3 separate regions of the Homo sapiens genome follow, and all the other regions are linked to region 3. A link is a contact called in ENCODE Hi-C or POLR2A ChIA-PET data. All regions are on one chromosome and are shown on one strand. Each heading gives the region's core, a stretch centred on a gene start or an enhancer-like site at or near the end of the contact. The rest is flanking DNA. Distances are from core to core; before and after follow the strand shown. Region 1 holds the start of ZNF217-AS1 (ZNF217 antisense RNA 1). Region 2 has its middle 67 kb from the start of ZNF217. Region 3 holds the start of PFDN4 (prefoldin subunit 4).

Region 1 (4,010 bases), core at 461-2,960, 660 kb before region 3:
CTTGATAATAGAGGTGGTGGTTGCACAACGTTGTCAGTGTACTAACAGCTATTGAATTGTACACTTTAATATAGTTTTTCTTTTTGAATTTTTTTCTTCTTTTTACATATATTTTGTTTATTGGCCTCCAGCTTTGCATAATGTGGTATATTTTATGTTTTGTAAATTTTACCTCAATATAAATAAACATATACATTTTCAAAACATTTTTAAATGTGTGTGATGTTCTGATGAAGAAAACTCAGGCCCTCGAGCCCAGCAGTCTGTTTCCAGTCCCAACTCAGCCATGTGCCAGCTTTTGTGTGTGTGTGTGTGTGTGTGTGTGTGTGTGTGTGTGTGTCATGGAGTTTCTCTCTTATCGCCCAGGCTGGAGTGCAATGCAGCAATCTTGGCTCACTGCAACCTCCGTCTCCCGGGTTCAAGCAATTCTCCTGCCTCAGCCTCCCGAGCAGCTGGGATTACAGGCATGCACCACCACACCTGGCTAATTTTGTATTTTTAGTAGAAACCTCAGGTGATCTGCTCACCTCGGCCTCCCAAAGTGCTAGGATTACAGGCATGAGCCACTGCGCCCAGCCCATGCGCCAGCTTTATAACCTTGAACATGTTCCTTAACCACTCAAAGGCTCAGTTTCCTCACCTGAAAAAGGAAGGATATGTAGTTCCTTTTCTTTTGGTTTTGTTTAGTTTTGTTTGAGACAGGGATCTCATGCCGTTGGCCAGGCTGGAATGCAGTGGTGCGATCACAGCTCACTGCAACCTTGAACTCCTGGGCTCAAGCAATCCTCCCACCTCAGCCTCCAGAGTAGCTGAGACTACAGGCACATGCCACCAGACCTGGTTAATTTTTAAACTTTTTGTAGAGATGAGGTCTCACTACGTTTTCCAGGCTGGTCTCAAACTCCTGGGCTCAAGCAGTTCTCCCGCTTCGGCCTCCCAAAGCTCTGGGATTACATATAGTTCCTTTCCATGAGTTTGTTGTGAAGATTAAACAACACATTTATCACAATTAAGATAGCATCAGGATCAGAGTGAGGGTTTTGTAGCAAAGTTTTTGTTTGGTTTTGTTTTGTTATTTGGAATCAATGGAGCAAAAGCAAACACACACACACACACACACACACACACACACAAACACACACAGAGCCTTTGAAGTGAGACACGCGTTTGAATTTTGGCTCTGCCACCTACAACCTGGACCACATTGGGTAAAGCTGTTTAGACTCTCGAATCCTCAGTTTCCCAGCTCCTTAAGTACAGGATCTCATCTGACCTTCCTCATTAATACTGAATGACTTCAATTTAAGCAACGCCTGCATATATGACTGCTCACTAAAATATTATCTGTTGAGGCTGGCGTGGTGGCTCACTCCTGTAATCCCAGCACTTTGAGAGGCCCAGGCAGGCGGATCACTTGAGGCCAGGAGTTCAAGACCAGCCTGGCCAACATGGTGAAACTCCGTCTCTACTAAAAATACAAAAATTACCCAGGCATGGTGGTGCACACTTGTAATCCCAGCTACTCAGGAGGCTGAGGCAGGAGAATTGCTTGAACCCGGGAGGCAGAGGTTGTAGTGAGCTGAGATTGCGCCACTGCACTCCAGCCTAGGCGACAGAGCGAGACTCCATCTCAAAATTAAAAAAAAAAAAAATCATTGAAATGATAAAATAGAATCTTAACTTTTCCAGTTATTTTACAGGTTATGATAATCAAACATGTGACAACATTAAGCACCCTGGTAGAGGCAAGATTTGCCAGGCGGCTCTCACATACCCCTGCCTCCCACAATACTACCCCCGCCTCCCATGATATGATGAGATGACAAGGCACTTTACCTCTGCATTATACTCCACAAAACCCGTAATCCCAGACAATCATGAGAAAACATCAGACAAACCCAGATCAGCAGACATTCTACAAAACACCGAGTCCTTCCCAACACTGTCCACGGAATGAAAAACAAGGAAAATCTAAGAAATGGTCACAGACGAGAGAAGACTACAAGAGGCATGATGACTGAATGCAAGGTAGGATCCTGGGACAGAAAAAAAATCCCACCACTAATGGGAAAACTAGGGAATTCTAAATAAAGTAACATACCAGTGTTAATTTCTTAGTGTTGACAGATGCATTGTGCTTATGTAAGATGGTAGCACTAGGGCCAGCTGGGTGCAGGGTTGGAACTTGGGTTCGAATTCAGGAACTCTCTGCAATCTCTTTACAACTGTTCTGTGAATATAAAATTATTCCAGGCTGGGCGAGGTGGCTCAAGCCTGTAATCCCAGCACTTTGGGAGGCCAAGGGCAGGAGGATCACTTAAGGTCAGGGATTCGACACAAGCCCAGCCAACATGGTGAAACCCTGTCTCTACTAAAAGTGCAAAACTTAGCCAGGTGTGGTGGCGCCTGTAGTCCCATCTACTTGGGAGGCTGAGGCATGAGAATGGCTTGAACCTGGGAGGCGGAGGTTGCAGTGAGCCAAGATCACACCACTGCACTCCAGCCTGGGTGACAGAGCAAGACTAAAACTTAAAAAAAAAAAAATCCCAAAATAAAAAAGTTTTTTTAAAAAAGTGTGTGTATAGGCTGTGTGCAGTGGCTCACGCCTATAATCCCAGCACTTTGGGAGGCTGAGGCAGGAGGATCACAAGGTCAGGAGTTCAATACCAGCCTGGCCAACATGGTGAAACCCCGTCTCTACTAAAAATACAAAAATTAGCCAGGCATGGTGGCGGGTGCCTGTAATCCCAGCTACTTGGGAAGCTGAGACAGGAGAATTGCTTGAACCCGGGAGGCAGAGGTTGCAGTGAGCCGAGATTGTGCCACTGCACTCCAGCCTAGGCGACAGACTCCATCTCGGGGTGATGGGGGCAGTGGAGGGGGGGGAGTGGGTAGTGTGTGTGTAAAAACATTTTGTGAGCTATAAAATGTAGCCGAGGTGACCTTCCTGTGGCTTCCTGGTCCTCTAATGACCTCTGGCCTGTTGCCACCTCTGCAGCCTGCCAGTCCGATTTGCCTAAAACTAATTCACTGAATAATCAAATATCAAATGATCATTTCACTGACTTTTCCAATTGTGTTTTTAACAGCTTTTTTAAAAGCAAGAATATTTTAACAGCTTTAACAGAAAAGTACAATTTTGATTGCTGATTATGAAATGCAATTGTCTGAATAGTAGCTAACCGAAGCTGATATGCTGTCTGAGAAGCTGCTGGAAGAATCCTGAACATGCTAGAAAGTTGGCAAAATTGAAATCAATACAAACTAAAACGTTCCCTTATGAAGTGTTACTTTTTCCAATCAAAATTCCAACTTTTTTTATTTTTTTCAGACGTAGTTTCGCTCTTGTTGCCCAGGCTGGAGTGCAATGGCCCAGTCTCAGCTCACTGCAACCTCCACCTCCGAGGTTGAAGCGATTCTCCTGCCTCAGCCTCCTGAGTAGCTGGGATTACAGGCACCCGCCACCATGCCTGGCTAATTTTTGTATTTTTAGTAGAGACGGGGTTTTAGCATGTTGGTCAGCCTGGTCTCGAACTCCTCACCTCAGGCAATCCGCCTGCCTCGAACACCCAAAGTGCTGGGATTACAGGCATGAGCCACTGCGCCCAGCCTCCAACATTCTTTATACAGTAGGGTAGGTTTAGCTATTCATGTTCTTCAAAAGCTCTTTTTTTTTTTTTTTTTTTTTTTTGACAGAGTCTTGCTTTGTCGCCAGGCTGGAGTACAGTGGCGTGATCTCGTCTCACTGCAACCTCCGCCTCCCGGTTTCAAGTGATTCTCCTGCCTCCACCTCCTGAGTAGCTGGGACTACAGGCACCTGCCACTATACCCAGCTAATTTTTGTATTTTTAGTAGAGACAGGGTTTCACCATGTTGGCCACGATGGTCTCGATCTCTTGACCTCGTGATCTGCCCGCCTTAGCCTCCCAAAGTGCTGGGATTACAGGCGTGAGCCACCACACCCAGCCTTCAAATGTTTTTGAATAACGTGTTCTATTTTATTTATTAGG
Region 2 (4,036 bases), core at 29-2,528, 550 kb before region 3:
CCTTAGACAAAGCTAGGTTTTCAAGCCAAACAGTACACAGCTGTAGAAAACAGTCACTTAAAATTTCAAAAGGTTGCTCTGTATGTGTAATTACTATTATTATTATTATTTCAGACAGAGTCTTGCTCTGTCGCCCAGACTGGAGTGCAGTGGTGTGATCTCGACTCACTGCAACGCTCAAGGGATTCCCATGCCTCAGCCTCCTGAGTAGCTCGGTGTAAAATTACAGGCATGTGCCACCACGCCCGGCTAATTTTTGTATTTTTAATAGAGATGGGGTTTCGCCATGTTGGCTAGGCTGTTCTGGAACTCCTAACCTCAAGTGATCCGCCCACTTCGGCCTCCCAAGGTCCTGAGATGACAGGTGTGAGCCACCTTGCCCGGCCCCGTATGTGTAATTATGTATCTACTTTTATTCTTGATGTTGTTTATAAGTACATTCCCTCTTGTTTTTCTTACTCATTCTTACCAATGGACTTAAACTTAATTTTATTGGACTTTACAAAGAATGAGTGATTTTTTTTTTTTTTTTTGAGACGGAGACCCCGTCGCCCAGACTGGGGTACAGTGGCGCAATCTCGGCTCACTGCAAGCTCCGCCTCCCGGGTTCACGCCATTCTCCTGCCTCAGCTTGCCGAGTAGCTGGGACTACAGGCGCCCCGCCCGGCTAATTTTTTGTATTTTTAGTTTAGACGGGGTTTGTTTCACCCTGTTAGCCAGGATGGTCTCCATCTCCTGACCTCATAATCGGCCCGCCTTGGCCTCCCAAAGTGCTGGGATTACAGGCGTGAGCCACCGCGCCCAGCCGAATCAGTGATTTTACTGATCAAAAAGTATTGGTTGTTTTTTATTTATGTGACAACTTCCGCTCTTAAGTTTATGAATTCCTTTGTATATTAGATTATGGAAGTGTCTTTAAGAAATAAATACAATTTTAAAATATCTATCTACAGGTAATATCCACATCTCTATGTCTATCGATAGAGAATAACATTTAGGGAAACGGAGAGGGGAGAGGGAGCTAGAATGGAAAGGGCACCTCACAGATGATTTCTCCCCTAACAAATTTTTGTTTTGTTTTGTTTTGCTTTGAGATTTTACTTTTTTGCAAGAAGAATCTATTTAGGTATTAGTTGAATTTTTCATCGGTCAGGTCCAAAGAACAAGGGGGGGTGGGGAGGGGACGGCGGGAGAGTGTGGCAGGGTGTGGGCGGGGCAGGAAGAAATGGGGGCCCACCCTGAAGGCTTTCTTAGGTCCTTTTCTCAGCCATTTTCCTCCTTCCCCAACCGGAGAATTGCCCCGCGTGTGCAAGGAGCGGCGTGCCTCCACGCAGCAGCAACAACAACAGCCGCGCGAGTGGCCGCAGCGTCCACGCCGCCCGCGAGTGGCCGCAGCGTCCACGCCGCCAGCGCAAAGTCGGTGCGCACAGCCTGGCGCGAGTTCGAAGCTGGAGAGGGCTGTAAAATAGATTGGGGGGCGGGGGAGACCACGTGATTTTCTGGAACGCTGGCTCGCCTCTTTATTTTGATTCTCGAGTAAACTTACAATCCCCAAAATGCGTTGAGGGCATCGGAAAGAGTAAAGTCACGTTCCGCTGGAAAGGATCACTTCTTAAGTTCACATGAACCTATTCTTTGATCCTCCTTCATTGCTGCTTAAGATTTACTTCTCTTTCAAATCAAATAATGTGTTTCTTTCTCATTCTGAGAAAAGCTTTCAAGATGTGATTTCCCTTTTGAAACACTTTGAAGTCTTTCCCCAGCACATCCTTTCTTAAAGGGATTTGGTAAGAGGAGATAGGCCTGGAGGCCAGGGCATTTTAAAGTCACTTTCCAAATACCCTGTGTTCCCTTAAAGAGTCTTGAATTGAAACATCCCAGCTGCTGGAAGACGTTTCCAAATGTGACTCTGTGGCTGCAACACCCTAATGTCTTCTCTCCTAGGACCCTGGTGGGTCATAAAGACAGACAGAGCAGAAAGGAAGCCTTTAGTTTTTTAAGTAAAGCCACTTCCATGGGCTTCCTAAAACAACAAGGATTCTCACATTTAGTTAGTCCTCTCTGTTAGGACATCAAGGGAGAAACAGCTGAAATCCAGGGCTGAACATTTCCTGGCGCGGCTAGATTTGAAGCTTCCAGTATGTGGAGTATCACCTTCATTCCCTCTGGGGGCGTCTATATGGTTTGTGCCAGGTGGGAGCACCTGCCCCGTGGTGGCCAAAAATACTGACAGCAATTCAAGCTTCTCACTTCCGAATGAGATGTTTGTACACGAAGTGACCTTTAATTGTGTCTTAGAAACTCATGTCAGATCAACATGTGGTTTCACTTATTCAGGAGAGGTTATTACATTTCAAGCTGTTTTGTGTTAGTTTTTAGCATTTAAATGAAGTATTTTCTCTTTCATATATTTGATGTGGCTCAAAGAAGCTTGCTTCTTTTTCTTTTTTTTCCTTCATAGATTTTATTGTTTGATTAGATCTTTTTGTCAAGTCAGATCAAAGATGGCTTTTCCTTTCTTTAGGAGAGAGATCTTTTATGAAAACAAATCAATAGAACAGATTTCACAGTAAAGAGGCATTTTGTTTAAAAGATTTTGAAAAGAGGAAAAAGATTACAATGAGGGTAGAAGAGAGATGTTTTTATTTTTGTATTCTATTTGTCTGTCAAAGAGTTAGATGAAAGCAAATACTTTGGCATTCTCAACTTCAGATTTACTGTGGGGAGGCTTTGCAGACTCAGCTAGATAGACACATCCTTATAGAAGAATTCACTTTACCTTTTAGCATCTGGGAATATCCGAGAGCTGGTGGCTCCTCCCTACCTATCCCTGCTCCCTCCTAAGATGATGTAGATGCTGGATTCTTGGCTTTTTGGCATCTTTTTCAGATGAACTCCTTCACATGCTTCAAGAGAAAATGCAGGAGTTTCTAGATAGCATTCATGTTTTTGTAGCAACTTTTAGTTCCCTCTATCCAGGGGCTACCACAGTATATTGAAATGATGTGTTTACTTGGTGGCTATGCTGCTCTTTAGGGGCAGGAAAGGGCTGGTTCACCTTGTCCCTCTCCCTGCTTGTCGGAGCTCAACAAATATTTGTCAATCTGAACTGAACAAAGGCAGAAATGTGGTCAGTATTCCCTGTGCTATTTCTTTTTTTTCTTTTCTTTTTCTTTTTTTTTTTTTTTTGGGATGGAGTTTCGCTCTTGTTGCCCAGGCTGGAGTGCAATGGCACGATCTCTGCTCACCGCAACCTCCACCTCCTGGGTTCAAGCAATTCTCCTGCCTCAGCCTCCCGAGTAGCTGGGATTACAGGCACGCACCACTGTGCCCAGCTAATTTTGTATTTTTAGTAGAGACAGGGTTTTTCTCCATGTTGGTCAGGCTGGTCTCGAACTCCCGATCTCAGGTGATCCTCCCGCCTCAGCCTCCCAATGTGCTGGGATTACAGGCATGAGCCACCGCACCCAGCTCCTTGTGCTATTAAAAAAAGATAATTAAGATTATATTGGGAGTATTTGGCAGTCACCAGGTAAATAACATCTGTAAAACATCATAGATGGAATATATGGATGCCTCTAGACAGCACTTATTATCTCACTCAATATGTGTTTTTCTTATCTGTCTCTTTTTTTAAAATTTTTTTTTTTTTTAATTTTTTGTAGAGACAGTGGTTTCACTGTGTTGCCCAAGCTGGCCTCGAACTCCTGGGTTTAAGCAATCCTCCCACCTTGGCCTCCCAAAGTACTGGACTTACAGGTGTGAGCCACTGCACCCAGCCAGTACCTGTCTCTTCAGCCTAAAATGTCTGCTCCATCAGGGCAGGATTTTGTGGTAAACATTTAGAACAATGCCTGAGACATAGCAATAGCTCAGAAGTTATTTGAAGCAATCTACACATTTCCTCTTTCCCATTTCCGGGCATGATGAAGGGGTAAATTAAGAACAGTCATCCAAATAATTCAAGTAAAAGACAATCTTGAGGCCGGGTGAGGTGGCTCAGGCCTGTAATCCCAGCACTTTGGGAGGCTCAGGT
Region 3 (4,459 bases), core at 1,769-4,268:
ATCTGACTTTATACATGACTTGTGGTGATGGGTAAAGCCTGGTGCTTAGGAGAGTGGTCTCTGGAGCCAGGTTCACCAAGAGTTCGAACCCAGGCTCTGGTACTTCCTGGCTGCTGGAGCCTTGGCCAAGTAGCTTTGTCCTCCTGAAACTCTATTTCCTCTCCTGTAAAATGATCGATAACAATATTGTGTGGTATGGTGAGGATTAAAACATTTAGCAAGGTGCAGGCCACATAGTATGTACCCTGTCAGTTTTGTATGTTACTGTTACTATTGCATTAGTCCGTTTTCACATTGCTGATAAAGACATACCCAAGACTGGGTAATTTATAAAGAAAAAGAGATTTGATGGACTCACAGTTCCACGTGGCTGGGGAGGCCTCACCATCATGGTGGAAGGCAAAAGGCGCATCTTACGTGGTGGCCGACAGGAGAGAATGAGACGAGAGAAAGGGGAAACCCCTTATAAAACCATCGGATCTCATGAGACTTATTCACTACCATGAGAACAGAATAGAGGAAACCGCCCCCATGATTCAATTATCTCCCACCAGGTCCCTCCCACAACACATGGAAATTATGGGAGCTACCATTCAAGAGGAGATTTGGGTGGGAACACAGCCAAACCATATGAACTCTCATTATTATTATACTTCAGCAAAAGGCAAAGGTTAACGTAGGTGAGAGTTTAGGTCCCTTCTGGTCCTAAGATCTATGCACCTGAGGATTGAAGTGCTTCTCTCTCTCAAAGCCCCTATGCTACTTTCGGTCCCCACCATACAATTACATTTCCTCAAAATTCCTGCTCCGCTGTTCCTCAGCTTTCAACTCAGCCATTTCTCAATAAAGCTTTGAAAAAGTCAGAATTCTTTCTCTCTTTCTCTCTCTCCCTCCCCCAGTTTGGCCTCACCAAGTTCTAAAACATGCCCAGATCTGGCCCCTGCCTTGCACCCCAGCCTCGCTCCATGCTGCTCTGTCCTTTCTACCATGTCTCACCAGGCTCTTTCCCTCTCAGCCCTCCACCCCTGGGGTCCACTTTCGTCTCCTCTCCCCATGCTGAGGCCTCCCATTTTCTCTTAGCTTAGAGGCCAGCTCCAGAGCTGGCCCCCACCCCTCCCCTCTGTGCTCTGCCTCAGCACCTCATTTATCTCCTTCATGCACTTGGTACCATTTGTGACAATTTTGCCCTTTATTTCTGTCTCCCTCTCCACCATTTGTTTCTTGCAGTGCTTTTACATTGAGCTCTGGAATAAACAGATATCACTGATGGAGCATCTCCTATGTGCCAGACCCGGTGCTAAGATTTAACCCTGGAAAAACATCTTTATTCAACAAATACTTTTTTGAGCACATATGAGCTACACACTGGAAAGTCCCAATACTAAGGGCCTGGAGAGCCCAGAATAGGCAGGAGAACAGGCGATGCCCGTGGCGGGCTAGGTGGTTCGGTGGGGAGGGCACAGGGTGCTATAAGGTCTCATTCCCCTCATTTAACCAAAGAGGAAATTGGGACTTTGAGAAAGGAGGAGGCTTGTCAGGGGCAGTTCTCAAGCTGTGGCCCATGAACCTCGGGGGTCCCTGAGACCTTTTCAGGGATCCATGAGGGCCTCCCTTTCCCAACTACATGATTTGTATGAGGCTGGGGTTTTTCATACCTACAACTAGGCAACTAAACAGTGTATTTGGAGAGACTGAATGCAGAAGTAGACATGAGAATGTAACCTTCCATTAAGCCTGATATTAAAGAGATCAGTGAAAATGTAAAATGATGACAATCTTCTCAATTTATTTTTGTCTTAGAAAATATAGTTATTTTTAAAGTGTGATTTTTATTACCATGGAATGGAGTTTTATATTATTTTAAATGAATTAATAAATACATTTTAAAAATTCTGCTTTAATTTCTAATACAGCAAATATCGATAAATAACCCACATAAACAAAAGTTCTTTGGAGTCCTCAGTAATTTCCAGGAGTATAAAGAGGTCCTAAGGCAAAAAAAAAAAAAAAAATTACTAATTGGGAGACACAAGTGTCAGAATATACAGTAATTGTTCAGTAATATTGCTGTAAATTAATTAATAGGATTGCCTAGTCACAACAGCAAAGGCATGGAATCAACCCAGATGCCCATCAGTGGTGGATAGGATAAAGAAAATGTGGTCCATATACACCATGGAATACTATGCAGCCATAAAAAAGAACAAAATCATGTCCTTTGCAGCAACATGGATGCAGCTGGACATCATTATCCTAAGTGAATTAACACAGAAACAGAAAACCAACCACTCATGTTCCCACTTATGAGTGACAGCTAAACACTGGGTACTCGTGGACATAAAGGTGGGAACAATAAATGCTACGGATTCCAAAAACGGGGAAGGAGGCAGGGGAAAGGGGTTGAAAAATTACCTGTGGGGTACTATGTTCACTACTTGGGCAACGGGATCATTAGAAACCCAAACCTTAGCACCATGCAGTATATCCATGTAATAAACCGGCACACATACCCCCCGAATTTAAATTAAAAAAAAATTACATTAAAAGATAGGAGTACCTCCTTTACACCACCTGAATTATCATGGCACATAAATCTCACACCCTATTTGCCAAGGCCATTCGTTCCTAGCTGTTTTACAGGTAGGTTAGCTTTCTCAATGCAAGTCTGTGGGACGGATGGAGAAAAATTCCCCGAGCCCTTTGATCCTGCCCCAGCTGGGCCCCGCCGCGCTGAGCCTTGGGCGCGCCCCCTGCTGCCCGCGGCCGGAGCCGTTCGCCACACCCCCGTGTTTATGTCGGTCCACGGGGGTTGCCTGTCCCTTTAATTGGCATGTACCAAGTCCTTCCAGGTCACATTTCCTCCCTACGTCCCAGCCGTTTGGACTCACTGGCCAAAAGTCCAAGAGGACGGAATGTGGAGACAGTGTTGTATTTTTGCGGGGAGTTCTAGGCCGACCGGGAGCGAGAGAACGCTCGGGGGCGAAGCGCGCCATTGCGGCCCTCCCCGCCGCCTGCGGTAGTCCAGTCCCAAGATGGCGGCCACCATGAAGAAGGCGGTGAGTGGGGAGCTCGGGGCTCTGGATGCTCGGGCGGCGCCGGATCTCGGCCGCTGGGGCCCGGGCGCGGGATGCTGGGGGTGCGCAGCTCCGAAGCCCGGCGTGGGACCCGAGGCCGAGGCCGAGGCCCTGAGAGCGGTCCCGCGGCAAGGCCTGCTCGCGCCTGGCGCCCTGAGCGTTTTCCTAGGCACCTGGCCAGCCGAGGCGGGGCGCCGGGGCTGGGGCCGGGAGCCTCGAAGGACGCAGGTCCGCCTCCCGCGATGCCGAGGGTGCCCCCGGGGAGTCTGAGGAACCTGCAGCCCCGGCCTCGCCCCTGAGGTGTGGGAAGCCGAAGGTCCCGTTGAGTGTGGTTGGCCTTGACTCGGGCGTTGCACCGGCATGATCGCATTAGCCTCACTGGTTATGGGTAGCTGCTGCTGGGAGCGTGGTTACGGGTGAGGAAACTGAGGCCCAGAGATGGGGAGTCACCTGCCCGAGGTTACGCAGCTCATAACGGGGACAGCAGGTTCCTGCATCCCCAGATTAGCAGGCCCCAGAGACCCTGTGTCCAACCTGGAGCTGCCCATTTCCACGCTTGATGCCCCTGAGTCCTTCAGGCTAAAACCAGTATTTATTGAGAATGGAAGATGTGCCGGGCCCAGCAGCCGGCCGTTTATCTGTTATCCTCCCCGCAACTCAGCAAGTGCAATGGGTTCCTCTCCACTTTGCAGGTAGAGAAACTTAGACACAGAGCAGTTAGAGGCCCTAAAGTGACTCAGCTAGTAAGAAGCAGAGCTGGAGTTCAAACTCAGGTTTGTTTTTGTTTTTCTCAAAGCACGCCTGTGTAACCACTAAGCCGGCTAAACTTCCATGTGGGGTTTTTAATCCCGTGAGCCTTCCCAGATGTGTAAAGATAGTCAGATAGAAGAAAAAGAAAATTGGAGAGGGGGAAGGAGATAACGGCTGATAATTTGGGGAGCTTTACAGTGTGCTAGGTACAGCTGTAAGTTGTTTTGCGTGTATTGTTTATTTTATGTTCTTTGAGGGAGATACTGTTTTTATCCTTATTTAACAATGAGAAAACAGGCGCGGAGGCAAAGCTAGCATTTAAACACAGGCATTCTGACTCCGGAGTCTGTGTTTTAAACTGCTATAGGGGGTCTTTGATGAGAATCTCTTGGCTGGAGGGATTTGCGTTCATTCCACTTTTAAGACCACATTAGAACTTCTTTGCTTTGCCCCTATCCAGTACCACATAGTCTATGCCATCTGTGCCTGGTGTAGGGTGACCCATTGCCCCCTTTTATATGAAATTGAGGGACTGCCAAAAATGGGAAAGCCCCAGCCAACTCAGGATGTGTTGCTCACCCTACTATTCTGCCATCCAAAAATTCTTACTGTGTCCCAGAGTAGGGTCTAGGGCC

The links. A loop is a pair of places that touch in the nucleus more often than their neighbours do. ChIA-PET counts read pairs that join two places held with the same protein, here RNA polymerase II (POLR2A). Pooled maps may share reads with other maps.
Region 1: a loop to region 3 is called in a map with no recorded cell type, with 4 times the contacts of the local background. The contact joins the promoter of ZNF217-AS1 here to the promoter of PFDN4 in region 3. A Hi-C loop is called at or near these places in 1 of 168 maps with a recorded cell type or tissue (GM12878), 5 of 37 single-sample maps with no recorded cell type and 5 of 50 pooled maps.
Region 2: a loop to region 3 is called in a pooled map, with 4 times the contacts of the local background. The contact joins the enhancer-like site here to the promoter of PFDN4 in region 3. A Hi-C loop is called at or near these places in 1 of 168 maps with a recorded cell type or tissue (tibial artery) and 3 of 50 pooled maps. POLR2A ChIA-PET finds 5 or more read pairs at or near these places in 4 of 52 experiments (GM12878, HepG2, OCI-LY7 and 1 more).

What each region holds. Positions count from the first base shown.
Region 1 is chr20:53,551,060-53,555,069 of GRCh38, forward strand. ZNF217-AS1 (ZNF217 antisense RNA 1) reads left to right here and starts at 1,711. Exons shown (of 6, transcript NR_110051.1): 1 at 1,711-2,028.
Region 2 is chr20:53,658,918-53,662,953 of GRCh38, forward strand. No RefSeq gene overlaps it. Among named protein-coding and RNA genes, the nearest start is that of ZNF217, 67 kb to the left of the region's middle. RefSeq lists enhancers at 1,295-1,354, 1,365-1,424, 2,345-2,404. Within about 2 kb of position 1,279, at least 19 of the 41 ENCODE cell types and tissues checked have a DNase peak (open chromatin) inside an H3K27ac peak, as active enhancers do; they include GM12878 and OCI-LY7, where a contact is called at or near this core.
Region 3 is chr20:54,205,069-54,209,527 of GRCh38, forward strand. PFDN4 (prefoldin subunit 4) reads left to right here and starts at 3,019. Exons shown (of 4, transcript NM_002623.4): 1 at 3,019-3,056. The coding sequence starts at 3,033. LOC124904937 (a long non-coding RNA gene) reads right to left here and starts at 2,973. Exons shown (of 2, transcript XR_007067669.1): 1 at 2,889-2,973; 2 at 1,878-1,988. RefSeq lists enhancers at 339-568, 2,416-3,233, 2,774-3,093, 3,234-4,050 and a silencer at 3,084-3,353.